Regions from separate parts of the Mus musculus genome. Here all the other regions are linked to region 3. A link is a loop called in an ENCODE intact Hi-C map of the cell type or tissue named here. Cell type or tissue: gastrocnemius. All regions are shown on one strand. Region 1 overlaps Micalcl (MICAL C-terminal like). Region 2 overlaps Parva (parvin, alpha). Region 3 overlaps Tead1 (TEA domain family member 1). Region 4 overlaps Tead1 (TEA domain family member 1). Region 5 overlaps Tead1 (TEA domain family member 1). Region 6 holds the start of Tead1 (TEA domain family member 1). Region 7 overlaps Micalcl (MICAL C-terminal like).

Region 1 (4,000 bases), 470 kb after region 3:
ACACCAGATAACTACACATGTGAGAGACCCAACAAACAAACAAACAAACACCCTCATAGCGTACGTTTATGATTTGTGCTGGGCTGCATTTCTAGCTGTCCTTGGGCTCCTGCAGTCCATGGGCCTTAAACCGGATACACCTGTGTCTTTAGGATAACCACTGAAGCTGTGACAGAGGGGACATGTAACACATGGCTACTGATATCTGTGAATGAGGCTGTCTTCTGTGCAGTGTGAGCATATGCATGTGTGTGTCTTTTCTAAGTGTGCAAAGCACAAGGTTTAAACATCTTATGCCTGGGCCTCTCCTGTGACTCTACAAGAGAATTGTGTGCAGCTCAGAACCCCACACTGAGCGGACTGTACAACCCACTCATTTACTGCTTGGTATAAAGGCTGCTGTGCTCTTTATCCTGGCTTCCTAGCTATGGCACTAGCTTTGCTATGTTATTGAAACCCACTGTGTCATACCCTGGGACCTGGGGCCTCTTGTGCCACCATGATGCTGCTCCTGCTGTTCGTGGTATAAAGAAGCACAAGTTCTGTTCATTGGAAGCATTGGACTTCAGCAATGCCTTCGATGGATTTGGGAAAAATCAGGCCAAAATATTTGCTTGCTTCAGTAATTTTGGATTTGAGCGACTCCTGGAAAGGCTCTGTAAGGGCCCAGTTCTTTTCTGACAATATTCTATTTGAATACAGGGTTAACATTACCTTTGGCTCCAACCCTATGGTCCACCTGTACTGGACAATTGCGGAGATCTCATTCCTCCCTTGAGCTGCTTCCTCAGAAATCGACCACACGGGACAGCTGGCAAGGAGTGTAACCTTGGACTCGATGCTTTTCCATTCAGAGACTAACAGAGATTATCTAAAGGGCATCTGCTCCCCAGACCCCATTCCCAAATGATGGCGAACTGTCAACAGGCAGTCCTCCACACCACAGGCTTTGTCTGCTTGTCGATCTGTTTCAGTCAGTTGCTATTGTGCTGGGAGTGACAATAAGAATCTACTCTGGGGACAGGAGGGTCGGCTCGGTAGGTAAGAGCACTTGCTGTTTGGTGACCGGCAACTCACAACTGCCTAGGACTTCAGCCCCAGCAAATCTAATTCTCGCTTTTGGCCTCCATAGGTACCTATGCACACACACACACACACACACACACACACACACACACACACACATCTCTAAAACAACAACAACCACCAAACAGGCCAGCTGGTGAGATGTCACTTGCTCCAAGCTTGATAACCTGATTTGATCCTAAGAAGCCATATGGTAGAAGGAGAGAACAAACTTCTACAAGTTGCCCTCTGTGTGCCATGACAGGCCATGGCATGTGAGTCACGAACACACATGAAATTATAAGTACATCAATGTAACATGAAATTTCAGAATCTACATGAAGTTATTCCTCCTCTTTTCCCGCTTTCCTTCTCTTTCCTTTCCTTCTTTGTGAGACAGGTTTAGTTCAAGGCTGGCCTTGAACTTCTCATCCTCTTGCCTCAGCCTCCTGAGAGGATTTCAGGCTTGAGCCACTAAGCATGACTTCCTTCAAGATCCATATATGGTCAAACATGTGAAATCTGTGGCCTATATGCATGTAGAAATCAGCTTAAACTCATCTGGAGGAGAGAGTTAGTTATAAATGTACGTGAATGAATGGATAAACAGATGGACTCGAGCTAAGAGAAGACCAGCCACCTGGCTGGGTTTTATAAGGATGGAGAGAAACTCAAAACAAAAGAGAAGAATCCATCCTTGTGAAGTTCTAAGATGTGATAGGCCCATTAATCAAGTGCTTCACTTAAAGGTGTGTGTGTGTGTGTGTGTGTGTGTGTGTGTGTGTGTATGTGTGTACTGGGACTTGGGGCTCACTAATATGACTGAACTGTCTGGTTAGCCAGCCCCAGGGTCCTCTTGCCTCTACTTCCTCAGCATCAGGATTGGGCTGCCACATCAAGGGTTTTATGCGAATGTGGGGATTGAACTCTGGGCCTCATCTTCTCTTCCCTGCTCCGCCATTATCATTTCCTCTTTCATCTATCTCTACCATCTCTAGAAGGCAGGTTGATTTATTAGTCCCATTTTACAGATGGGAAAATTTGAGAGATTAGAAACTGCAGAATGCTGATGACGTCAAGTTGCATTCGGGGACTCCTGACTCATCTCTGTGCTCCGTCCAGAATCCCACACTGGCACATAAGGCAGGAAACTGGCATTTCTTGGGTTCCTCGGCAACAAAGATGAAAACCACAGAGTAGCAGACAAATTGTTTCTCTCTTCCTGGCTGGGAGAGCCATTAAATCATTCATAATGTGTGTGCTGCTGCCCTCTGCTGGCAGCCTCCAGCATCTACATTGTCTTTGCTAGCCTTGTGAAGGAGAAACTGCTGGCTGAAGTGGAGGCTGTGGGAGATGGACCTTGCTCACCCGGCTTCCCCGGGAATAAACCTTTCATCCTTTGAGGCCCCTCTTCTTTTGCATTTGATTTCGCCTGTCTGCAGATGTGGAAAGAAGGATGAGACTTCACCAGACTACCTAGATCCGCATGGTAGTCTTTTGCAGGGGCATACTGTGTGATTCCAGCATTTAACACTGTCTAGTGTCTCAACCCAAACAGTTCCAAATAGGTGACAAAGTCAGGTCTGACTGTCCACAGGTGGGACTCAGGGCATCCAGGTCACTGAGTATGTGTGTGTGTGATTTAGACACAGGGAACCACAGGAGTTCTGTGTTGCCTGGGCCAAGATACCTGCCACACGCATAGACATCCAGTGTGTCCTGATTTGTCATCTGGGTGGATGGTTAGCTCTCTGCTTCACTTTGTTTCCTTTTCCTGAAAAAATTGGGGCAGGAGGACCCTATGCTGGGGTTGGGGTGGGAGCAACTCATTTCTGACTGTTGGGGAACAAAAAAAATTAAAAGAAAGCCAAAATTGTTGTCATGACAATGGTGAGCTCATTTCGCTCAGACGTCAGGGTCCTTGGCCTGCACCCCCCACCCTGCTCCCCTGCACAGTCCTCTAATTCAATGGGCCTGATGAATAACTCCCAGGCACAAAAGACCCTTTCAGGCTATCCCCAGTCATTATAGAGGGGCCTCGCCTAACTGTCGCAGCCCACTCCTTGTTTGCAGGCCTGCCTCTAAATTTGGTTATTCACAACCTTGATCATTCAATATTATTGCCTAACTGTGATCATTGTCTAATTATCCTAATAATACCTATTAAATAATTCTCATTAAATCACTTGAATGGGAGCAGCAGAGGCCAGCTCAAATACAACTTAACCCAATAAAGTATTGGTCATTCGCTGAGCAGCAAGGCAATCTCTTCAAGGGACTATATAGACTATCGAACCACAGAGGGATATGCCTATTACCAACTGTATGTTAGCAAGTCTTCGTTTTGATGGCCTGGTTAATAAAGTTTCCTCTTGGTTTCCTCTGGGGCTGGCCTCTGTGACCTGACTTTTATGTATGTATGTATGTAAGTATGTATGTATGTTTGTATGTATGTATGTATGTATTTATCTCTAGACCCTTGTTGGTTTCCATCTGTCACCTTCACAAGGACATTGGTGAGAAATTACCTATAAACCTAACAGGGTAGTTAGTTTACTGGGGATAGAAAGGGAACAAACAGAATCCATCTTTTGGCTGGTCAGATTCGCCTTTGACAACACTGAAAGCTGGCCTCCTTTCTGTAGGTATGGCTCCACATAGCTTCCCTTTGGAGACTGGAGGAGATACTCAGAACAAGCTTCAAATATCTACTGTTTATAATTTAAAGTTTCTGGCTGTGAATGGGTATTTCCTTTAAAGTGTCTTGTGTGGACAAGAATGTTCTGTAGAATATTAGTAGCGTTTGTTGACCATCTTCATGTATGGGCTGGCACTTGAATTCTCAAAATGACCTGGCACAGTGAAGGTTAGCTCACTTTTCTGGTGAGGGATCTACGAGGTTGAGTGAGTGATTTTCCAAGGACTATGTCCACCC
Region 2 (4,000 bases), 400 kb after region 3:
GGGGCTGGCCAGGGGTAGAGCATGCGCCTGATTCGGGGCCTTTCTGAAGCTTTAGACTGTTGTGTGGGGCAAAAGGCCCAGGAGGCTCTGAATACTCTCTTTAGGTCTTCCTCCTCTGCAGACTTGCTGTGTGCTACAATGATAAACTTTCTGTTTGTGAGAGACCCCTGGGTGGGGGATTAATGACTTTCATCTGGGGCAAACAACCTTCCAGTTTGTTGCTGGACTTTTCCATTGAGAATCTCATCCTGAAAAAACAGTGGAACCGGCAGCCAATGTCCTAGAGCCTAGGTGGCAGTTCACGTAACCACACCCGTCCCAAAGGCTTCGGATGGGCGAGATTGCAGGATCCTGTGCAGGTGAAATCACATGCCGCCAAGTCAAACCCTGAAGAGGAAGATGCTGAGGGGTGGGGTACATGGTGGCTGCACACACTCCTGAGGACCTGGGCTCAGACCCCCACATCGAAGCCAAGCATGGGGCGAGCATTCACTAACTCAAGCCTCATGCTGGAGTGGTGGAGGCAGGCCCATCCCTATAGGAAGAATCCTCCTCTTAACCGTACACAAGGTCGAGTCTACCATAGCTTGCACTTTCCGTAAGCTACAGAAGCTTTGGACACAGTGTTCAATTTTAGCAGACAGACATCCCTTGTCCTTTTTGTCTATTGCGCATGCTAGGAAGCTCATGGCCCCAGAAAGGGAAGATAGAATTGTTCTTTTTATTATTGTTATTAATGAAGGGTTCACCTGTCACAACCTCCTGCTGTGATAGCCCTCTGCTTCCCTGGGGCATGGGAAGGCCTTCCAACAGGCAACTTGACTAGATCCTTCAGGGATGTGCAAAGAATTCAGGTCTGGAAGGCAGGCAGGATCTGACTGTGGTCTGGAGATGTCACTTAACGGTCCTGGCTTGGTTTCCCCTCTGAACAGCCAAGGATTTTGCTCGTTCAATTCTCCTTCTATCCAAAGGAGAACAAACATGGAGCAGAAACCAAATCCACCAAGGCCACGGTCGTTATGACCATAGCAATATCAACAACGAAAGAGGAAGAATAAAACTCCACAGATCCACGTCTAATCTCACCTCCACCACACAGATTAACACAGCTACTCCTCTCCCTGTCTTCCCAGAACTCAGGACAGCCGATGTTCCAACTTCTCAGTGGTGATCTCGATCTTAGGAATTTCTAAACCAAGATGAGCCCTTTAAACACTGAAATGGAAGGAAATCAGGAAGCCCTCATCAAGGTCTGGTCGCACACATAATATAAGTTCATTTATCTCTACCAGCGTCATTTCATGGCTCTCGGTAGCTTTTGTCCTCTTTGTAGACCTCTGGGGTAAAGGACATTTGGGGCCTACACATGTTTGCAGAACAGGCTGGTACATCCTGTCCTTGCTACAGAGCCTGGCACATCGGTGGCAAAACAGACTTCTCTTTTGACACACTTTCTTTCAGGAGTCTGGTGGCTGCAGAAACCACCCCAGCCTTCGTCCCCTGCTGGCTGCTAAACTGCCTCCTGGAGCCCCCTGGTGGCCAGTACTATATTCACACCCCCCAGCCATACACTCTAGGACAAGGAGAAAATACCCTTAAAAAATCCACTCAAAGGTGAATCACTGATATGTATTACCATACCCGCTGGCACCCTGCATGTTCCTTGAGGCTGCCCTGGAAAATGACACCTTTCTCTAATGTCCCATCCATTTCTTATCCTCTGGTGTCTTCTGGGTACCAGGCTGTGTTGGTAGAAGAAGAGTAGCAAGCTCCCAGGGAGCTTTCCAGCATATAACAGAATGATCAGTCCCACACCCCTAAGCAAGCCCTGGGGACTGCACCAGTTGCCTCAGGGAAAGTGGAGACAAAAGGAGGGCAGAGGTGAAGAGTCAACCAGACCTTGCCATCTTTCCCAAGACTTCAGAAGGGAGCCAGGTAGAGAGAATGAAAGGCATTCCATGGAGGGGGAGTCTAGTGCTCAGGAAGCTAGAAGCTCTCAGGAGGGAGAGTGACAATGGGCCAGTGACACATGCAGGGATAAACGGAGAAGGCTCTTTCTTGAAAGCCTTGTGTATCATTGTGTCAGCACTGACTTTTCTAAGCATGCTGTAGGCTTCATACATCATTTGATTCCAACTTCACAGACGCTACGTAGGCCATCCATGACCCACCAACTCAACGCAGCCTGACTATGAGGAGATGATCAGAAGCACCCAACTTCCTGGAAATATAAGCTCTAGGGGCTGGACAGATGGCTCAGTGGTTAGGAGCACTTGTTGCTCTTCCAGAGGACCTGGGTTTGATTCCTAGCCACATGGTGGCTCACACCCATCTGTAACCCTAGTCCTAGAAGATCAGGTACTTTTTTTGTTTTGTTTTGTTTTGTTTTGTTTTTTGCCTCTGTGAGCACTATATGAATAAGACGCACAGATATACAAGCAGGCCAAAAATGTTCATCACACCAAAAAAAAAAAAAAAAAAAGGCAAAAATTTTAGAAAGAAAATATAAGAACCAAGGAAAGCCTGAAACCTATCCCTACCACAAGGAGATTAGGAATCTGGGCCCACCTAAGGAAATGTGGTCCCGGAGCAGAGAAAGATGGTTCTTAGGTAAGAAGAGCTAAGAGAATCCAAACAAAGTGTGGGTGTGTCCTCTAGTGAAAGCTGTGCATCAGTACTGGCTCACCCACTGTAACCAAGGTCTCCCACCAGCGTGAGTCTACAGTAGGGGGAAGGGTATGAGATATACATGAGGACCCTGTATTAGCCCCATATATTCTCTATAAATTCAAGTCTTCTCCAAAAAAAAAACAAATTAAAGCCTATTTTAAAATTATTACTGTTCACCTAAATATCTAAAGGAAAAGAAATGAAGGGATCTTTTAAAAGAACAAAGAAAGAAAAACCTTTGAGACAGTCTTTCATTGAGCCTAGAGTTGTGTTTTCAGGCTACATTGGCAACCAGTAAGCCCTAGTGACGTGACATGGATGTTATTACACATGTGCCCACACATGTGGAGATCAGAGGAGAACTTTCTGGAGTCTGTTTTCTCCTACCATGGGTTCTGGGGGACAGAATTCAGGACACAGGCTTTCATAGTAAGTAAGTACTTTTACCATTCTGTCAAGCCAGTCTTCAGCTTCCGATTCTGCCCCTTCCACTTCCCATTGCCTGGGCCTCCCGAGTGCTGGGACCACAGGCTTGCACCACGATGCTCAGGCTTATGCAGTACTGGGGTGGCACCCAGGGCTTTGGGTACACTAACTGGGTGAGCTCTCTGCCATCTGAGCCTCTTGGTTTTACACAAAGGTTCCATGTGATGAGTCACTAAAAATGGTTCTACGGTGATTTTTCCCCCTGTTTTATTTTCACATTTGAAGCTAAGATGGTTGTGGTGGTGGAGGATCCTCGGCTGTGTCCAGGGAAGGAAGGACACGGGTTTTGGAGTGAGCAATCTGGCAGGCTCAGCGTGAATCACAGACTGGTTGCGGGCACTGGGCCCTATTGAGATTTGCCGGTGATGCGTCCAGAGAGAGGAGGAGAAACAAGCAAGAGAGAACCAACTTCCCTAAAAGGAGAAAGCAAGAGGCCTTGTGTAGGACCCCTTGGATCCAGCCACAACCAATCAAATGTATCCACGGCTGAGCCCCAAATGTACGCCTGGAACAGGCTGGGCTGGCCCTCTGCAGACCGGCCTGACAGCTAGTCAAGGGAAAACAACCGCAGCACAGGAGGCGAAGCAGCTGGCTGGGGCCCTGGCTAAGGGAGGGGAAAGGCTTAGAGGGAGTTTCCTGAGAGCTGAAAAGAGCTAGGGTGTTTCACACAGGAGGCTTGGAAGCTAAATCTTGAATCCCAGGCAGAACAAAGGAGATCCCACATCAGTCTGAGGGCCATCCAATCCCTGATCCACAGTCCCTGGACCATACTGACTAAGGGTCCTGGGACTGCATATCCAACCACGCTCCCTGAATTTTGTAGCTTCCCCTGGTCTCCATGGTC
Region 3 (4,000 bases):
ACATCAGTAAGAGCTGGGTCAGAGGCCGAAGTCTCCTGAGAGGATTTGGGATCCCTTAGGCAAGGACAAATGACTCACACGAGCCCAGGATCCCCAGCTCCAGACTCTAGCCACCGAGAAACGAGGATCAGAATGCCGGCTCTGCAGGATCCCTAGCCTGGGCACCCTGCAGCAATTCTCCCCCCAACCCCCATCGCACCCCCTGTCCCCCACAGGCGGATCTGTGAATGGTCCATCCTCTCACTGAAAGGAGCTATGTGGGAGGGCACTGTCCACTTAGAGACCTCCCTAGATATTAGTAACTTACTCCTTGGATTTTCCCTGAAATGCCTCAAGCCATTGGCTTTTTAAACAGCCCATTCTTCCATCCATGTGTGAACTGCTTCAAGGTCTCCAAGGCTGGGTCCTAACAGCAATGCCAGTGTCTTGTTTAGTTTGAGGCCGACAGGAAACTGCGTTAGGAGCTTCCTCTCCTCCTTGATACGCTTCTGCATTCCATCAGCGTGCTCACCCGTTCCAGGTACCTGCTCCCTCTTGCAGGCTAATCCTCAAGGTTTTGTCCTCACTACCTACCATCTGGTCCTATTTCCTGTGATAGCATTTTAAGACCAGTTCAAAACACATTTTGGCATCACTCAATCTGCCTAAAGACAGCACCAAATTGTAATTAAGATAGCTACTCAGAGACCCTACATCAAAGCCGGGAAACAGGCTCACACTGCTGATAAGTCAAGGAATCCTATCTTTGTATGCAATACAGACGTCATTAAATCGAGGAGGAAGAGTTCAGGTAAGGACATTCTTTGTTTCTCTGGCTTCACAGAGCGCTCAGCTGCAAACTGGGGTCACTCAGCCTTTCTCCTGGAGGGCTCACATTTTCAGGGCACAATGCCTAGCACAGTGCTGATGGTGTGGCTAAGGAAGGCTGGTGTACCGTGCAGGCACACAAAGGCAAACTCAGGGCACCTACCCTGCTCAGGGGTGCTCCAGTGACACATCAGAGAGCTGGACCATGTGTCATCTCCTCACCAGTGTCCCCTTCTCTAATACGGCTGTCATCTGAGCAACCCTGCTCTCAGCGCCTGGTCATTCTGGCACTTAGACCACAGTGGACAGGAAACATGGAGCCTGGCACGGAGGAAAACTGACAGGGAGGGGTTATGCTGGGGGTGAATAGAGGGGCAACGCTCAACTAAGGGACCTTCCTTGTCCCAGGACTGAGACGGGGCAGGGACTGAGGAACTAACTACCCAGGATTTAACAGGCATACACAGGACACCACGCACAGCGTCCGACTATGAGATTTTGTATATACACGGAAGCAACTGCCAAACACTCCCTCCAGACACAGGTCCTGATTCCAGGACTGGCCCTTTAAAAAAGCCAGCACCTGTGGGAGTTTGCACTTCTTTTGTTTTGTTTGTTTGTTTGGTTTTTGGAGGCAGGGTTTCTCTGTATAGCCCTGGCTGTCCTGGAACTCACTTTGTAGACCAGGCTGGCCTTGAACTCAGAAATCCGCCTGCCTCTGCCTCCAAAGTGCTGGGATTAAAGGTGTGCACCACCACGCCCGGCTTGAGCTTGTACTTCTTTAAGCCCCTTGATGCACAACACTGAAACCATGTAGAAAGTGTAATTTCAAGCAGTCTCAATCATTTCTAAAACAGTCTTTGTTTTTTTAGGTTCTTCCTTCTTTCTTCACCCTCTGCTGTTTTTCTCTCAGTCTCTAGTGGAGCCAAAGGTAACAGAGGGACTGCCTTGCTGGTTTTCTACCAACACAAACAACCACCAACTTGAGGAAGTGCTGCCATCTGTTGTACATGGACCCCAGCGCCAGCAGGGGGCGTGCACCCACCCATTATTCTTCCATTAGAACCTCACAGCCTTGGGCCATGATCACAGGCAACTCCTCAGACATAAATGGACCAGACAGCCTTTTGGTCACAGTATCAGGACTCAGAGTCATCTGATCTGGATATGAATCCCATTTTGAGTATCAGCTGGCAGTCTAACATTAGACAAACTACTTCATAAGGATTAAATAAGTTAACACATAGGAAAGTTGGCACATAGGAAAGTTTTAAGAGGCACTGGTCATAATTGCTAATGAAACTAGCACTGTCCATATGATAGTGACAAAATTGAGAAGTCCTCAGGGATGACAACAGTGTTGTGTGGTGAGCCAGCAGGGTTTCAAACAAGGCTGGCACTGACTGTGCAGCCCTGTACCAGGGAGGCAGGCTAGGTCCCAAGCTCTTAGGCAACTAAGCAATCATGGTACAGAAGACCAGGGTTCAAAGCTGCCTATGAGACAGAATCCCCTTCAAGCCTCTTATCCAGGAAGTGACCTATTTCAGTGTGGAGCTACAGAGTACACCAATTCACCATCACTGTGCCTGGCTGCTTTGTTTCTTTTTTTTTTTCTCTCTAGTGAGAACAGAAGTTCTACTGAGAATATTCTTTAAGATCTATTTTATTTCAATTATGTATATGCACGTGTATCTGTCTCTGTGTAGGGTTGTATACATGAGCACAGGTGCCTACAGACCCATGGTGAGCTGCCTGATAGGGTGGCTGTGAACTGAACATCAATCAGTCCTCTGCAAGAGCAGAAAATATTTTTTTCTTTTGTTTTTTGAGACAGGGTTTCTCTGTGTAGCCTAGGCTGTCCTGGAACTCACTCTGTAGACCAGGCTGGCCTCGAATTCAGAAATCTGCCTGCCTCTGCCTCCCAAGTGCTGAGATTAAAGGCATGCGCCACCACTGCCCAGCAAGAAAATATTCTTTTTTTGTTGTTGTTGTTGTTTTTCGAGACAGGGTTTCTCCATGTAGCCCTGGCTGTCCTGGAACTCACTTTGTAGACCAGGCTGGCCTCGAACTCAGAAATCCGCCTGTCTCTGCCTCTCAAGTGCTGGGATTAAAGGCATGTGCCACCACGCCCGGCTGCAAGAAAATATTCTTAAGCTCAGAGCCAACTCCTGGCTTTAAGATAAGAGTGCATTATCACGTGTGATTGAAATGAGCCAACATTGCTGGAGAGAAGCAGAAGAAATACCCCTGCAGTTGACATGGGGTAAAGACCTAGAGATTCCAACTGCAACATTTAATTTAGTTGTGGTCCTTGAAACTGGCCACTTTGCTGGGCTCCTTAGCAAATGAATGTGTCTAATGGTTTCATGTTAAATTTTAACTATTTCCAAAAGTTTCTGAAATATACCAATGGAGAATTTTAAATGACCTCAATGTGTCTATCTTAGCATCAAAGTGCAATGTAATGAATGCCACGGAAGTCACACAAAGTCTCAAGAACCGAAGAAATCATCCACGTGTTTCGAATTTTTCAGCCTGATCTTAATTCTGAAGCAGCACTCGGGCCTATCGGGGCCAGCACAGAGCGTTTGCCCAGTGAGGTCACTGCAAGGACCGGTGTGCTTCAGATGCTGGTGGATGCTTTACATAACTTGGATAATTCCCTTTCACTTCAATGAGTCAACTACCACTTTTCTCCTCCAGTACACAGAGCATACTTTGGACCCTCATGTTTCCATTAAAATGAAAGATACACAATTTTCAGCCTCTACTCACTCAACTCAGGGTGGCTTATGGATCCACGGAATGGCAGTAAACTCCTGGTCCTCCTGTCTCTAGCTCCCAAATGCTGGCACACACCATCATGCTTAGGCTACATGATGCTGGCAAGCAAACCCAAGGCTCCAAGCATGCTAGGCAAGCACTCTACCAACTGCCCCTATATACATTTAACTGAAAAATGGCTGTGTGAAGGAAGGAGAGACTAGGGAACACAAAATTATGGTTTTAGTTGGTGAAATCCGAAATTACTAAACATCATGCCCCAAGTCAGAAACATCAAGATACATTAGAAAGTATTTTCATTGTCTGAAACTATACTGTCTCAGTGCTGAGGTGTCGTGGGTGGAACCCAGGGCTTGGCATGTACATACTCAATAAGCCTTCTCCAACTAAGCTACATGTCTAGCGTTCA
Region 4 (4,000 bases), 81 kb after region 3:
AAGCCCCTCCCTACCTGGGTTAAATTTCATCAGCCAGTGCCCAGGGGCATCTCACCTCATCTCATTTCAATCTGTTTCCTCCACTCCTTCCAGACTGTCCCCATCCATCCATCCATCCATCCATCCATCCACACATTCAACAGAACTTACCAGCCATGAAAGTTGTGGCAGACATGGTACGCTAATGCAGGGAACACAAAAACCCGACCCCAACTCACAAGAGATTCAAAGGCCAGCGTCAGTGTCCTGACATAGGACCCTTAAAACTCGATGAAAAGGAGCTGGTAAGATAGCTCAGTGGTGAAGGCTCTTGTCAAGCCTGACAACTGATCTCAATCTCCCAAAGCCGGAGAGAGAACTGACTCCCACAAGCCACCCTCCACCCACGCGCTGTGGTGGGCGCTCTCCCCGCCCCCACCCCCCGAGAGAACAAGCGCTGTGGGGGGCGCTCTCCCCGCCCCCACCCCCCAAGAGAACAAGTAACTGGGAAAAGTCAGGCACGGTTGTGCATACCCGTAACCTGGGAGGCTGAAGCAGGAGGATTAAGAGTTTAAAGCCAGCCGGGCGTGGTGGCACATGCCTTTAATCCCAGCACTCAGGAGGCGGAGGCAGGTGGATTTCTGAGTTCGAGGCCAGCCTGGTCTACAAAGTGAGTTCCAGGACAGCCAGGGCTACAAAGAGAAACCCTGTCTTGAAAAACCAAAAGAGTTTAAAGCCAGCCTAGACTGCCTACTGACCTGAGCTACTTAAGACTTAGTGAGACTCACTTCCTAAGAAGAGCACGTGCTCAGAGGTGGAGACCAAGTTTTCCTAGAGGAGAAAACCAGGGTTGTTGGGGCACTCTTACTTTTGGTACCACCATGCACATCCACCCTGAAACTTGTATCCCAACCTGCAAATACAAGAGGGACCAGTATGGGGGAAAGGCAGGAAAGCTGGAGAACAGGCAATATATTAGGCTCTGTTATTCTCCACTCCCTCTGACACCTAATTCCTTGGCTTGGCTGTCTCCCACCACCCACCTCTGCTGGTATGAGAACTGTTCCCGTTCAAAAGCTTGTTCATCTGCCCGTCTGTCCAAAGTGCCCATGGAGATGCCATCGCTACACATGTGAAGAATCTACGCTGAAATAACTGAAGTCTGAGATCACAAACAGAGAGAGCAGTGACCCTAGCTGGAAAGGCAGGCTCTGACTCCTCACATCGACACGGATGACTGCAGACCTTTCTGGGCAGAGATGCCTGGCTCAGGAGGGAGAAAAATGATCCCCTACACTCCAGCCACAAATCACCCACTGACCATCTATCTCCTCTGAAAACCAAAACCAGCTCTCAACCTGAAGAGCTTCCCTATCGATGACCACCATGGGTGACTCTCCTGGGGCTTCCCAGGTCACACAGTTCAAGAAAACCCTAGGAAAAGATTTTTTTAAAAAATCAAATTAGGTCTAATAATAATAATAATAATAATAATAATAGGAACAAAATCATTGCATCATCTGCTTAGTTTCCCCTTTCAAAACAAACAAACAAAAAAAAAATTCTCACCTACATCTGCTGTCTAGCGTATCTACTACACATGAGATTCCAGGTGGAAGGGACCATCGTTTTTATCCAACTTGACAACTAACCTGAAGACAGAGACTTGTGTCACACGCAGCTGTCGGAGCAAGGGGCTGGGAGTTCCTATGGTTCAAAGTGCAACGTGCCTGTTGTTCAACTAAGGAATATAGTATCTGAAACAGTAACCGTAAATTAAAGTGACACATGCCTTGGGTGGTTGGTTTTTGTAATTTAACACACAGACACACAAACACAGACAGATACACACAAAATCTGATGAGGGAGAGAAAACTTGAAGTTAAGTGTGGGTGAGCATACTACAGTCCTAGCACTCGGAGGATCAGAGGCAGGAAGACAGAGTTCCTGGCCAGCCTGGGATAGACTATGCAAAATGAGAGGGAAGAGAGAAATACAAAGATTAGTGAGAATAAAAGGCCTAGTGTTGGGCATTATATTGATGACAATTAACTCATAGTCGTCTGAATAAATATTGAGGGCCAATACATGTTTAAAAAGTGCCTTTTACAAACTTTTTTAATGTACGTCTGTATGTGGGTTTGCGCATGTAAATGTAGTACCTACAGAGGCCAGAAGAGGGCATCAGATCTACTTGGTGCTGGAGTTATAAGTAGTAGTGAGCTACCTAGCCTGGGTACCAAGAACCAATCTCAGGTCCTCTGTGTGAAAGAGCAGAAGGTGCTCTTAGCTGCTGAGCCAGGTTTCCAGCCTTAAAATGACTTTTAACTGCACTGACTGGAATCTGTGAAAGGAGGACAGGCACACATATTTCTCAGGGATGTCTTAAAACTTGCATCCCTACCCCTCTCCTAAGAGCGATGGGTTGCTGGGGGACATCAATCATGGCCACCAGAGAAACTCACGCTCCTTTTATGGAGACCAGGCATGCAGGTCTCAAATTTGAAGGACAAATGGGAACCAGGGCTGCTTTTGAGCCAGGCTCAATTGCAAATGCAAGATGTTTGCCTCCAGTGATCACACACAGCACCCTGCCTTCAACACACCAGGTCTTTCTGTGTGCTTGTTTCAATAAACAAGCTCACTGGTTCCAATTCCTTTCATGCAAGTCTTTGACCTGAAACCTGAGATCCTACTATGTGTGGACCAATGCCTTGCATCTGATGAGGAAAACGGCGATCAAATTCTCGCCTTTAAAGAAGACAGCTTAGGGGCTGGAGAGATGGCTTAGCCATTAAGAGCACTGACTGTGCTCCCAGAGGTCCTAAGTTTCATTCCCAGCAACCACATGGAGACTCACAACCATCTGTAATGAGATCTGACACCCTTTTTTGGTGTGTCTGAAAACAGCTACAGTGTACTCATATACATAAAATAAATAAAATTGGAGAAAGAGGATGAAGAAGAGGAGGAAGAGGAAGAGGGGGAAGGGGATCGGGAGGGGGAGGGGGGAGAGAAGGAGAACAGTCAATCACTCTACAGCAGGAGGTTTCTTGGTTTTGTTCTTTTAGATTTATTTTTATTTTATGTACACTGTCGCTGTCTTTAGACACAAGAAGAGGGCATCAAATCCCATTATAGATTGTTGTGAGCCACCATGTGGTTGCTGGGAATTGAACTCAGGACCTCTGGGAGAGCAGCCAGTGTGTGTTCTTAACCAGTGAGCCATCTCTCCAGCCCCTACAGCAGGAGTTTTAAAATGTGTGTGGGGGGAGACAGAGAGAACAAGAGAGGAAAAACAAGCATATGTCTGGATATATCTGAAAATGCAGATCAAATTAACTATTAGGTATTTTCTAGCTATCAGAGACTTTACAATTTAAAGACCCAGCACTGATCATAACCTGAGAAAGTGAGTTACTTCTGTAATGGGGTAGACACTGGTAATACAGCGAATTATGAAGGCTCTTAAAGAAGATAACCCACCTTTTAATTACATTTAGGAATTGGTATTAAGAAAATTACCAACATTATTATTCCAGAACATTCATTTAAAAAATATTTATTTATTTTATGCATGTGAGTACACTGTCATTTTCAGACACACCAGAAGAGGACATCAGATCCAATTACAGGTGGTTGTGAGCCACCATGTGGTTGCTGGGAATTGAACTCAGGACCTCTGGAAGAGCAGTCAGTGCTCTGAACCGCTAAGCCATCTCTCCAGCCCTCTAGAACATTCATAATAGCTACTTATGGAAGGGAAAATCATTTTAATCACAATAAAAAAATAAGTAACTAGTAAAGCATATATGAATCTATATGCATTCCCTGTTTGCATTTCTTGATACATACTTATAAACAATTTTTCAGTAGTTTCAGAGATTTTTCAATGATATGTAGGTATGTAAGTTACACTCTTGAGCTGTGAGTAGTGGTGTAGGCCTTTAATTTCAGCACTCAGGAGACAGAGGCAGGGGGATCCAGCCCAGCCTGGTCTACAGAGCAAGTTCAAGAACAA
Region 5 (4,000 bases), 93 kb after region 3:
CCACCTCAAGTTTCCTGTCACCAGAAGAAACCTCCTGAACCACCCTTATAATTTCATCAGGATACCCTTAAATGTGATTTTTTTTAAAGGTGAAACTGTAATAAAGGGGACCCTCTCAGGATGCATAGTGAACTCTCTACTAACACCTTCCACCCAGTCCAGCGTGTTTTCCAAGTCTACAGTGAAGCCACTGCTATGCTGAGGCAGCTGCCCTTGGAGAGTCCTCATGGATGGGGGGGGGGGGGAGCGCCCACAGACAGACAGATAGACACACACACACACACACACACACAAAGTGAACAGTTCCTAGCACAATTTAAGAAAGTCAAGTCTGCCAAGCTCTTTGACAGATGGTTAATGTCTTAGAAAGGACCTAGAAACCTAGCCTTGTCTATGAGACTTCAGAGACCTAGTTCGTTCCTTCCTTCCTTCTCCCCAGTATCATTCTTAATAGATTTATTTTTATTTTATGAGTACCTGGGAGTACTGCATGTGTGTATGTGTACACCTGGTGTTGTAGATGCCAAGAGTCAGATCGCCCAGGAACGAGAGCCACGGGCAGTTATGAGCTAACATGTGGGTGCTGGAAACCCAGGTCCTCTGCACAAGCAGCCACCTCAAGCCCTAGATGAGGTATTTATTTTTATAAGGCCTTGAAAGTCCAGTAGGAGTTGAGCAAGCAGAGAGCAGGATCTAGGGTGTCCCTACATCTAGAGAAATTCACCCTCCCTCTTACGCTGTTACACAGAGCCAAACTACCAGAGCAGGTAGCAGTGTGTCAACACTAGACTCCTGGGACAGCAAAGAGATCAGAACACTGGCTCTGGACCCAAACTGCGCCTTGTGACTTGGCAGGAACGATAACCAGCTATATAATCATAAGCAAGTTGTTAGACTCTTCTGGACCGGGCTAATGTGTAAGGCAGTAACTACTTCAGATACTAATGTACTCATCTGGATACCACCATGCCCTCAATCCCTTCTCAGAAAACAAAACAAAAAAAAAAAACAGTGAGCTCTCCTAAGAAGTAAGTTGCATGTTGTATGCATTATGAAATGATGGCGGCAACCATTTGTAAAAAGCCAGAGGCTTAAATGTTAGGTGTTAGAATAGCACCTGGCATACTGCAGGCGTGATAATAATAATTAATACTATTGTTATTATTACCACGGCTATGATTCCTTGTCACAACAGCTGCTCCCGTTCAGGCCAGGACTCAGTGGCATACATTTCTTTCACTTTTTTCTTCAAGGCTGACCTCAAACTCATGTCTGCTTGCCTCTGCCTCGGAAGCACCATCTCTCCAGGCCAGAGTAAAACACCTTTCCAAAGGTTCATCACTATGCCAGTGTCCAAGCCACCCGAGAAGCCTCTGCGGCTAGAAACGCCCATGAGTACTGTCACAGGGCATCCAGCCACTGAGAATGCTGCCCACATACCCAGTTTACAACCCTGGTAGCCTAAGTCACCTGACAGCATCTTTCACAGTCAGCATCCATCTCCACTGTAAGTTGTGTGTTACCGTAAGACAAAACTCAAGCACACATTCTAGTGAGGAATGTGCAAGCTGAATAAACACACACTCTGATACTTAACCCCAGGCATGCCGCCTCCCCATACCTTTTCCACAACATCTGCTTTAGAGGTATGCAAGTTCTTATCAGGACATCACCATGCCCCCGACCTTATTCAGGAAAGTGGTTATAAAGCTGTCATGGAAGCACCCGTGCCTGGAATAGAACCATTCATCTGGGGACAGCCGCCAGAGCTATCTCAACGCTGCAGTGAGCAGCTCAGGTGATAAAAAGGGCAGGCAAGAGCAAGTCACAGGCAAAACTCAACCTATAAACAGAATAAATGTTACCCGGCACTGGGCTCATCAATGAACACATCCTCCAGAAAACTCTCTTCTTTACGTTGTCTAAGGGTTTCTGTGATGCTTGCAAAAAGAACAATGATCTGCACAAGATTTTCAGGTAATGACTCATAGGAAGGAAGGAAGGAGGGAGGGAGGGAGGGGGAAGGGGGGAGGGAGGAAGGAAGGAAGGGGGAAAGAGGGAGTGGGAGAAAAGAAGGGAAGGGAAGGGGGGAGCTAAGGTTGGGGGGAGGGGAGGAAAAGATGCATTTCTCTCCCCCCTCTGTCCTCCTTTTGAGACAGGGTCTCAGTGTATAGCTCTCACTATCCTAAGACTAGGTAGACAAGGCTAGCCTAGAACTGAAAGACCAACCTGCCTCTGTCCCACAAGTGCTACGAGTGCACTTAAAGGTATACACCCACTATGAGCAAATGTTTGTTTTCAATAAACCTAAAGGCCCAGGCTTCATGGCCATACCTTTCAGTGTGTGTTCTAGAAGGCCAAAGAGACGTGTCACTGAGACAGGGAGAGAAGTTGAAGAAATAACATCCGATGGGCTTCAAAGTATAGATTTGACTTTATTACTTGCCTGAAATGGCAGTGTTTTAGAGGAGGAGGGAAGATAGACTCTTCACAGAGGCATCAGGTCAATGAAACCCATCTGCAATGAACTGTAATCTAATGAGTGATTAGAGTCAAGTGAGACTTTGCAACACACCATAAAGTCCCTGGAGCATTTTCAAACACTAAATGCACCAACTGTGCCCAAAGGTAGGGCACGTAGAAGGGTACTTGCCAGGAATCTGTTACAAAGAATAGCATGGCATCAGAAAAGGCCACTGGCATTTTAAAAAAAAAAAAAAAAAAACAAGACACTTCCCCAAACACCCCCAGAATAAACCAGGTCTACTCTCAAGTGCAGGCTGAACGATGGAGAAAATCCTAGCTCGGCAGAGATCAAATTCAATGTGTCGGCACACAGCCCCTGAGCATCTGAAGAATAGATGTGAGTGTTCCCCAAGCCACCCACACCAGCACTGTGCCATAACTAGGGATATGGCTGGCTGACAGAGCAAGTGGTCGGGCACCTGTTTAACTCTGCACTCACGCTAAGAACGCACTGCTGTCTTCCCCACTCCAGCACAGACCCTGTGAGCCCCTGTGCCCAAGGCTCAGCATCCCAGCCACCCCAAGTGAGAGAAGAGATGCTCACTAATCCTACCCTCCCATGCTAGGACCCTGCTGTGTCTTCCCAAACCGGGACCCTGGGGACACCTTGCCATGGCGCACCCAGGCACCATGCACCCTTTCTATCTGTGCGGTTCTTCACAATTGTCTTTAATGATGGTTCTTACTTGGAGGAAATAAATAAACTTGATATAATTATCTCTTTTCCTCTAATTCCAAAAGTAACATATGTTCACTATTTTTAAAAACCCCATTAATACCAAATCCTATAATAGAAAGGCACACTGCAGCCCCACTCTCCTCCGCAGCCACCGTGAGTGGTTGTAAATGACTCCAGACTGTTTTGTGATCCCACCCACACAATGCATTTGAATGATATCAAAGACAGAACCTTTACTTAGTAATCAACAAAGCATTGCAAGGATTATGTATAAATGGTAATTTACACTTGTTGACAGGTTTCTGTATCAATGGAATGGGGCACAAAAAGATAAACTAGACCACACACTCTCGGGTGAAATACAAGCCATCGCTGTGCAAGGACCTGGGGCTTTAGAAGGGGTTGGCAGAGAAGGGCTATATGACTGACAGCACATACCCTCGTCCTTCAACCTCCTGCCTGCTATGGGGCTTCTCCCCTCTGCCCAACAGTTCCTCCCATCACACGAACAAAGGCCCATAAAAGTCTGCTCTCTACACATTCCACTCAGGAGAGCTCAGACAGATCTCTCCTTAATAGAGCCCAGCCTCCTGATAGAGCCTAGACCAGCTCTGCTGTGTACATGTTCTCACACACAACTGCATTCTCCCCAGACACTGCCAAGAAGTAGGGAGGGATACCCTGGCTTCCTTGCCTCCAGTCTTCTGATGACAACTGGCCCAAGGAGACCTCACAAGTGCTTATAGTCTAGGATGAGACAAAAAGGAAACATGTCTTCTGACCCTAAAGTCCCTT
Region 6 (4,000 bases), 190 kb after region 3:
CACAATGATTCTTTTTCCCCTTCTTCTCTCCGCCCGCCCTTTTTTTTTTTTTTAAACTCTTTTATAAAGGCAAAGTGTCTCTCTGGCTTTGTTTCAAACTTGTTTTTAAAAAATAAAAAGTATTCTAATATTTCCCTAAATCTTCAATTTAAACAATACTTGCCATTAAACAGAAAATAAAATGGCTTACTAAGGACATGAACAAGACTCAGTAATGGAGACAGCTTATCAGCTCATTTTTTATACAAACAACAAATAAAGCAATTGCAAACTCTGTTGAAAACCTGAAACCTAAGAGTCCGACACAGAGTTACACATTCAAAGAAATAGTACACAAAAATATCTTATGACCATTTATGGAAATACTGAGATTAGAAAAATACGCCTTTCCTCCTTAAAATCATCAATTTAAAACCTTGCTGTTGACAAAGGTTCAGCTAAACGCATTTGTCTTTCCGGAGTCGTGCTGTAACTGGGTCTACTGTTTCCTTCTAAAGAGGAAAGATTCTTACCAAAGTTGGATCTAAGTCTGGCCCTTATAAGCATTCAGATGCGCTTGGGCCCAAAGATCCTGCTATTCACAGAAAAGCGCAGACTCCGCTGAAAGGCGGAAGCCCCTGGCACAGTCTGTACAGCCTGAGGACTATTCCCAGCCTCAGTCTCAAGGCAGATTAGCCCCCACCCAAGAGCTCAGGCTTGCACAGACAAGCTACCCCTTGGCTCCGGGTAGATCGAGTCTCCCTAACGGGAAGGATCTGTCCACCCGGGGAACCACCTGCAGGCACTCGGCACACTCTAAGCCACCAGACCACCTAAACTAACAACGAATCCAGGCCACAGGGCGTAAAGGAGACTGCGATTCTGTTACTTGGCATTATCTGTAGGAATTGAAATATTTTCCATTCACTATTTTGAAATATGATCGTATTTACAGACCTTTTTGTTCCAAGGACCTCGGCTCCTTTCAAATGGCGCTATTTTAAAACCCCGGCCTTTCTACACTACCGATTCCTGGAATATCTGTCTGTAAGTTTCCAGCGCTGAGATCAATTTGCATTTCTGTAAATCACAGACAGCTTCTAAGAACTTAACAAGCCTCCTGAGAAACGCTGGTGGCTGGTATTTCATTGTTTCATAAATATTTTTATACGGGTGACACCATTCAACTTAAAATAAATCTTTAAAAAGGAAGACGATTAAGACCGAGGAAAATTAGTCTGGCTTTTATTTTCACGGGAAGAAGATAAGTGAAGTGTGAGCCCCACTTCTTAAAATGTAGCTTTGATTATTTTAAAAAATGCATTAAAAAAGAAAAAGGAAACTCCTAGAAGTTGAACTTTCTTTCAAACGGGCCTCTAGACTTTGAAAACAAGTGGTGCTTTCGCGAACAAAGGCTAAAAGTGTCCCCAGATTTTTTTTGGGGTCCTCCTGGGGATCGTATCTCCTCCAATAAACAAACAAATCCCCCAGTATTTCCTACCGAGGGGAAGTTTTCCAGGGAGAGTCTACTCCCGGGTTTGGTGGTAAGTGCGACTCAGTCTTTTTTGGACACAATGTTTCTGCTGACTCCTGAAAATTTTCCACTTGAATGTGCACTGGAGCGGCGGCGGCGGCGGCGGCAGCTCTGGAGAGGCGGCAAGAGCGAGAGAGCCCTCTTTCATCTCCCGGGAGGAGGAGCCCGGATCGGCGCGGACCCCGAAGGGGCCGGGCGCCGGGGGAGTCACCGGGCTGCAGGCTCTAAGCTGCGCGCCGAACGCTCTCCCACCCGCGATCGCGCCAAACTCGGCGCTTCCCAGGCAAGGAGCGAGGTGCGCGGGAGAGGGACGCTGGAGAGAGGGGCGCGCAGAAAGGCGAGCGGGGCCGCCTGTTGCCGCGCAGGGTTGCGGCCCAACTTGCAGGGCGGCGGGGCCGCTCCCCTCTTGGAGCCGCACACAAAGCGCCGATCGCGGTGACGCCTAGACAGCCCGCGCCCCCGAGTCCGCCCCGCGCGCAACTTACCACGGCAGCCCGAGCGGGCGCGGCAAACTTCGGGGCGCTGGGCCGCCGCCCCCGCGTTACTCCAGCCGGTACTCCCTGCGGTACTCCCGCGCCGGGCAGCCCCAACCCGGCCTCGCCGGCTCCCGGGACGGGCAGGGCGCGCCGGGGCAGCTGCCCGCGCTCCGGCGACGCTGCGCGCTGGGGGGTCAGCGCATGGCCTGCGCCCCGCCGCGGCCGCCCCGGGCCCGGGCCCCGGCGCGCGGACTCCCCGCGAGCTGGAAGCGAGTGTGCGAAGTGCTGGGGGGCGCCCGCGGCGGGCGGCGGGGCCGCGGAGGCTCGGCTCGGCTCGGGCGGCGCGGCGCGGCGCGAGCGATGCGAAGAATGTGCGGAATGAGGACAGGAATGAAATGAACGCCAGGACCGAACTCGCTCCGGAGGGGTGGGGCCTCGGTGACGTCATGCCGCCGGGTCCTGGATGGGGCGGGGCCTGCCGCCGCGGTGACGTCATGGTGTGGGGCGGGACGCGTGGGGCGGGACTTGGCGCCCACGGGGGAGCGAGCCGCGCGCGATGGCGGGGGCTCAGGGCTTTGTGCGGTCCGAGGCGGGGCGGCCGGATACTAGGAATGCCGGGTGTGCGCCCTCCGCCTGCTGTGCCTCAGTTTACCCCCTCCTGGTTTGCACAGGCAACGACGCTCCCAGGCTGGAAGGGAGGTTGCTCTTCAGGAAACTGAGGCCGGAGTGGGCGGCTTCCCCAGCCCGCCACTCCTCCTCTAGCCGTTTCGCTTTACCCAAGTTCGGGGTGCTCGCGCAAATTCTGGGCTTTGCGAACTCCGGGTTGGAGCGTCACGGAGTCCTCGCCCGCCTCCTGCCCTGTCTTTCTAGAAGTGAAGCTCACTCGTGCTGCGAGTTGAGTCTACAGAAATCCTGCACCCGGTTAAATAAAATAAATAAAGTCTTGCCTGGCTGCAAAAAGCAGCTTTGTGCCGTCCCTTTATGGAGAAAGTGAGAATCAATCATAAAAGGTTTGAACTCTTTTTGGAGTGGACGGCGCCTCAGTACTTGAGAAACTCCGGTAAAGTTAACGGAGGCTGGGACAGACATGCTGGCAGTTTGGGCCGGTAGCAGTCCGTAGTTTCCCAGAAAGGAGCCGGCCCTTCCCGCACCGGGACTTCCTTCTTTCAGCTCTGGCTTCAGAACAAACTAATGGCGCCTGTTTTGTGCCCGAGGATTCCTGGAGTGTGCATAACTCAGGAAAGCCAATGGGACTCACTGAGCGCGTTTGATCGGAAACAACGATTACCAGTGCGTTTTAAAGGCAGAAATATCTTTCTCTAATGCATTTTTAAAATTATACGTCAAGAGAATTGAAGACTCCCATGCCGTTGTAAAAAGTAATACAGAGACATTCTTTGTTCGCTTCACTCAGCTCTTCCCCACGCCTGTCAACCAAAATTATATCCCAGCCAGGGTATTAATTTTCGAGCAGATTTTCCAGATCAACTTGTACACATCACTGTGTATTTTTTTAATTCTATACATTCTATAATTTCTCACCTGTGTAGATGTCCACCGCAATCAGGTACAAATGTGTATTATTTCCAGTTACTATGCAGTAATGTGACAGGTTGACAGTAAGAACTTCACACACCCGAGCAGAGTATTAGAAAATACACGACGATTTTTCCCTTTAAAACTCTGGCAGGTGTATGTCTCTTTTCCAGATAGCCTTCCATTAACACCAGCGAATAAGACAGAGGGCAGAAAACGCCAGAAGCAGTTAAAAGCACTTGCTGCTCTGCAGAGGACCAGGCTCCTGTCAGGTTCCCCACATGGTCGCTTTCAACAGTCTGTAACTCCAGTTCCAGGAGCACCAGGCACAAACATGGTGTACACGTGCAGGTAAAACATTTGTAAACATAAATAAATAAGAGATTTTTATGTCTGGTAGCAGGGCGAGCCTACCAGTGGGTACATTTCTAAACCAGTATTTATCTTGCCCATGACAGGCCAGTTACCCTTCAGA
Region 7 (4,000 bases), 490 kb after region 3:
ACCCAGTACCCCAACTCCCTGCTTCAACCGGCTCAGTGGCCCATTTAGATGTCTCTTCAGTATGTCCAACCAACAGGTTCTAGCTCATTTCTTAGCTCAACACAATTCCCAGGCTTCCGTTTTCCTCAAAGCTCTAGGTGATAGGTACCTGATCATGTACTCAAACTATGCTTCTGTTGCTCTGAGAAAATGTGAGGAACTTAATGACACAGGGTCAGGCATCTCTGGGGACGCACATCTGAAGAAAAGCTAAGTCTAAGTTACCTCCACCCAAAAAGAGTTTCAAACATCTTTCAGGGACAGAGAGCCCTTGGTGGACTTTCAGTATGATTTTTGCTCTCTTTATATAAAGATTAGCATGTTAGGCAGTGCATACCAGGTGTAGGCTCTCAAAAGATGGCTGCTGTACACGTGGTCCATGAGCTCCCATAGGGTACCCCACCCTTGCCCCAGGCTGTTTCTGAGGGGAAAGATAACCGGGGAACATGGCTGCTGTGGAGGTGGGTTAGAGGGAAACCCTGGGAGAAAGGCCATCAGCTGCCAGGAACTGATGCAGGGGAGGCGCTGGCCTCCAGCCCATTACCCACACCCCATCCCAGCCTGCAACATAATGGTTCTAGCCTAAAAAGGCAAAACTTGTGAGTGAGTCGTTGTCTTGCTTCCTGCCCCCAGTTACTAAATTCCTGCCAAATTCCGTCTCCCTCTCTTTCTCGCCCCCTCAATCTTCTCTCCCTGCCTGAATCAGGCTCCTTAAGTAGCCTCCAAAGTCTCCTCAGCTCCACAGACTGTCCCTTTGTTCCTCTGAGGAGTCACAGAGGACCTTGTGACACAGAGTCAGGGACACCTTGGGCTAGACACAAGCTAGACAGAGAGGTCTTGGGATCTATAAGATCATGATGCAGAAGCCGCTCCCCTCTCCTTCCTGTCATCCCAGGATCCATCCTTGCTGTGAGATCTCTGGTCACAACGTCCTTATCCATTATCTTAAAGTCAGAGGTTGTGGAAGGCTTGAGAAATGGGGCCTGGTCTCTCCCCTTGACTTTGTCCTTGGGCCAAGGCATTGCCCAAGGGCCAGGCAGGACTCCAGAGGGGAAAGAAAGGCCAGGGAGGAGCTGAGAGATGGGAAACCTCTTCCATGAGACTGATCATGATTTCAAGCTCCTCTAAAAGATGGGAAAGGGACCCCCAGGACCCCAATTTATTCACGGGAGCAAGTTACTCACCTCCAGTGTCCTTATCCAAAAGTACCGCCCGCCATGCAGACACAAGCTAGCTTAGCATGATTCGCATCCATTTCCTTCCCCTTGCACACAAACTATCTGGCAAATAGATAGACCCCTGGTCTGCCTCAGAGGCCGTGGGACACCCGGCCCAGCCAGGGTTGCTCTAACTCTTGGCTTAGGAGCTCATTCTTTATCTACCTCCATCCTCTTCTCCCATTCTTGCTGTGGAGCTCTGAGATGGCCCAGCCAGGCTGCTTTGTCCTCTGTAGGGCAAAGGGACTGAGTGCTCCTGGCTAGCAGGTCCTTTTGTGCCAAAGGGGTTGAAAAGTAGGCCCTGGACAGGATTATAGTCTTTGTGCTCGCTGGGGCAATTCCTTGTGCGACTTTCTCTTGTTTTTGTTTGACAGCGGCGGCCTTTCCCCCTGATGGTGACGTTCAGTTCACTCTAAGCCAGCTCAATTGGAAAGGATGCCTATGCCCTATATCCTATAAGCCTTGTTCTGGGGCATAGGGGTTCTTGACTTTCGGGGTTGACATGATGACTGGGATTCCGAGTACTACTGCTTCCTAGTAGGAAGGACTCTGTCGTCTCAAAGTCTTGGAGCGCCCTCTAGGGGCAGCATCCTGCAAGTCTGAACCCATATACTGTTTCATTGGGCCCTAATCCAACCAGTTTTTAAACTTCCTTCCTTTTTTCCTCTCTCTCTTTCCCCCCTTTTACACATAAACAAGAACTCCTTTGAACTAGACCTTGCTAGGTCACAGAAATAACAGGTTCAAGCCCTGTCTGCACCTAGCATGACTGTTGCTTAAGACTCACACCCTGTATCCATTAGTAATGGAATGCTAAAGTCTCCAGGTCTGTCCCCGAAGTCCACCTCTGAGTAGTAGAAGTCTGTCTTGTTTTTTTTTTAGAACCCCTGTCCCTGATGTTTGCCAAGCTCCTATCTCACCTCATGCTGGGAGCTTGCTGAGGACTGACTGAGCGCCCTGACACTGGTGGTACTCAACTGTTGGGATGGCTTTAGCACCCAGGAGGACTGGCCTGAGAGGGATCCTAGCGCTTGTTGTGGGGAGACTCCTGGAAACCTTAGTTCTCTCTGTCCTCTCAGGTTTGACACCTGAAGGAGCTCAGATGATTCAGGTGTCATCTTAGCTTGTTCCCAGGTATGCAGGCCTGGTCTGGCTCCAAAGGTGGCCCTTGGCCCAGGTAGACACAGGAGAAGTGGTGAGTCTGGGGGTTGGTGGGAAGTGACTCATTGGCCAGGAATCAAGCTGACTCGGAAGGAGGAAGAGCAGAAGCCCAAGGCCGTGTTGGGTCAGCCTGGGCAGATGGAGGTGGGAGAGAGAACATGCAGACTAGGGGAGGCAGAAGAGGGTGATGGGGTCAGAGCAGGGTGGACCCTCAGCTTCTCACTCAAGGGTCCTGGAGGAATTCTGTTTGCTGTGTGACTGTGTGTGCATGGTCACTGTAGACACTGTTCCTCTTGTGGGAGCTCTGAAACTCACCCGGGGCCAAGATCTGGAGAAGAAATAAACTCTCTCTCTCTCTCTCTCTCTCTCTCTCTCTCTCTCACACACACACACACACACACACACACACACACACACACTTATATTCTAGTGCAAGCTGCTATCTTCTTGCCTTGGTCACAATGGCATAGAACCAAAAGCAGAGGTGGGGTGGGGTTGGGATCTAGTCCAGTTTCTGGGACAGAACCAAGCACCCGTCTCTCAGTTTCCCTTTCTCATTTCAAACTTGGAGCTCATAGCTGCTACAGCTCTGTGAAACTACAGAATCTTAAGGTGCTGGGATTTCCGAGTAGAGGGAGAGGAATGGAGAGTTCCCAAATCCCTCGGCAATGATTACAGCCAGCAGTGGAAATCAAGTCAAGCTAACAGTTTTCCTTGCCCTTGGATTCCAGGCTAGGCCAGAGAAGATACCATGTAAGGAATGAGCGAGACTGCCCTCCCCCACCCCTCCCCCTGCCCATGACTCACTGGACTGGAATCTTCTTCTCCAGTTCTGGTATTTGCTTGGAGTTGGAGACTGGAGGCTATGGGCCCGCTGCAGAGCTGAGGAGGGAGTAAGAGACCATTAGCTGTGTAGGGGAGGAATTTGTCTCCCATGGCTTACTCACCAAAAGTTAGCAGGAAGATGCTTAGGATGGGCGGAGACACTTCTTATCATAGTGTACTTCTCTGACCCCCCTCCCATTATTCATTAATTCATTCATTCATTTACTCACTCACTCATTCATACACACGTCCATAAAATAATTATATAGGAGGCTGGGGAGATGGTTTGATTCCCTGCAACCCAGATGAAATGCTGGGAGCAGGAAGGAAAGCCTTCCCCAGGAAAGGGCACATTAATGAGTTGCCCAGTGCTAACTGGTCAGGCCTGGAGACACATACTAGTAACACTATATAAACAAGACAGGTTATTTTTAGAAATATATCTGTATGATACAAATACATATATGCATGCAATAGCAATTAAGGAAAAAGGCCATGATTTCAAGTAGAGGAGGGAGAACTGTCTAGGAGAGTCTGGAGGGAGGGAAAGAAAAGGAGAAATGTTGTAATTAGATTCCAATCTCAAAAAGTAACCTGGCTGTAGAGGCATGTGTCTGTAATGGCGGTAGTCCTACAGTGAGATGGGAGAATAGAAACATCAGGAGAGACCCTGCCCCAATAAAGTAGAAAGTGAGAACTGACTCCTGGAAGTTGGGTTCCTGCGGAAGCACTTTTGCAGGGCCCTGTGTGCTTCCCCT

What was found. Peaks named below come from ENCODE experiments on the same cell type or tissue, not always from the same donor. Only the 100,000 strongest peaks of a DNase experiment are listed, where the experiment ranks them.
Region 1: it touches region 3 in a loop (6-fold over the local background); 27 of 42 quality-filtered maps call a loop at or near these places.
Region 2: it touches region 3 in a loop (6-fold over the local background); 29 of 42 quality-filtered maps call a loop at or near these places.
Region 4: it touches region 3 in a loop (2.4-fold over the local background); 5 of 42 quality-filtered maps call a loop at or near these places.
Region 5: a loop joins it to region 3, with 2.5 times the contacts of the local background. A loop is called at or near these places in 6 of 42 quality-filtered maps.
Region 6: it touches region 3 in a loop (5-fold over the local background); 18 of 42 quality-filtered maps call a loop at or near these places.
Region 7: it touches region 3 in a loop (4-fold over the local background); 13 of 42 quality-filtered maps call a loop at or near these places.

The regions. Positions count from the first base shown.
Region 1 is chr7:112,398,662-112,402,661 of GRCm38, reverse strand. All of the region lies in intron 7 of Micalcl (MICAL C-terminal like), which reads right to left. The region is part of intron 1 of Gm51494 (a long non-coding RNA gene); the gene reads left to right. Among named protein-coding and RNA genes, the nearest start is that of Gm51494, 14 kb to the left of the region's middle. In gastrocnemius, a CTCF peak has its summit at 2,343 (motif pointing left); DNase peaks (open chromatin) are centred at 1,950 and 2,334.
Region 2 is chr7:112,467,501-112,471,500 of GRCm38, reverse strand. The region is part of intron 1 of Parva (parvin, alpha); the gene reads right to left. Among named protein-coding and RNA genes, the nearest start is that of Gm45998, 18 kb to the right of the region's middle. In gastrocnemius, a CTCF peak has its summit at 1,533 (motif pointing left); DNase peaks (open chromatin) are centred at 1,524, 3,521 and 3,694; H3K27ac peaks cover 2,806 bases.
Region 3 is chr7:112,863,776-112,867,775 of GRCm38, reverse strand. All of the region lies in intron 9 of Tead1 (TEA domain family member 1), which reads right to left. Among named protein-coding and RNA genes, the nearest start is that of Rassf10, 88 kb to the left of the region's middle. In gastrocnemius, a CTCF peak has its summit at 1,828 (motif pointing right); a DNase peak (open chromatin) is centred at 1,847; H3K27ac peaks cover 2,756 bases.
Region 4 is chr7:112,782,635-112,786,634 of GRCm38, reverse strand. All of the region lies in intron 2 of Tead1 (TEA domain family member 1), which reads right to left. Among named protein-coding and RNA genes, the nearest start is that of Tead1, 110 kb to the right of the region's middle. In gastrocnemius, a CTCF peak has its summit at 2,150 (motif pointing right); no DNase peak of the experiment used is centred here; H3K27ac peaks cover 2,917 bases.
Region 5 is chr7:112,770,576-112,774,575 of GRCm38, reverse strand. All of the region lies in intron 2 of Tead1 (TEA domain family member 1), which reads right to left. Among named protein-coding and RNA genes, the nearest start is that of Tead1, 93 kb to the right of the region's middle. In gastrocnemius, no CTCF peak of the experiment used is centred here; no DNase peak of the experiment used is centred here; H3K27ac peaks cover 3,653 bases.
Region 6 is chr7:112,677,725-112,681,724 of GRCm38, reverse strand. Tead1 (TEA domain family member 1) reads right to left here and starts at 2,369. Exons shown (of 13, transcript NM_009346.4): 1 at 1,999-2,369. In gastrocnemius, a CTCF peak has its summit at 2,857; DNase peaks (open chromatin) are centred at 671, 1,844, 2,458 and 3,133; H3K4me3 peaks cover 3,530 bases; H3K27ac peaks cover 3,434 bases.
Region 7 is chr7:112,375,314-112,379,313 of GRCm38, reverse strand. It overlaps Micalcl (MICAL C-terminal like), which reads right to left. Exons shown (of 10, transcript NM_001381862.1): 1 at 3,945-4,000; 2 at 3,225-3,299. Among named protein-coding and RNA genes, the nearest start is that of Micalcl, 2.5 kb to the right of the region's middle. In gastrocnemius, a CTCF peak has its summit at 1,862 (motif pointing left); DNase peaks (open chromatin) are centred at 1,826 and 2,447; H3K27ac peaks cover 2,137 bases.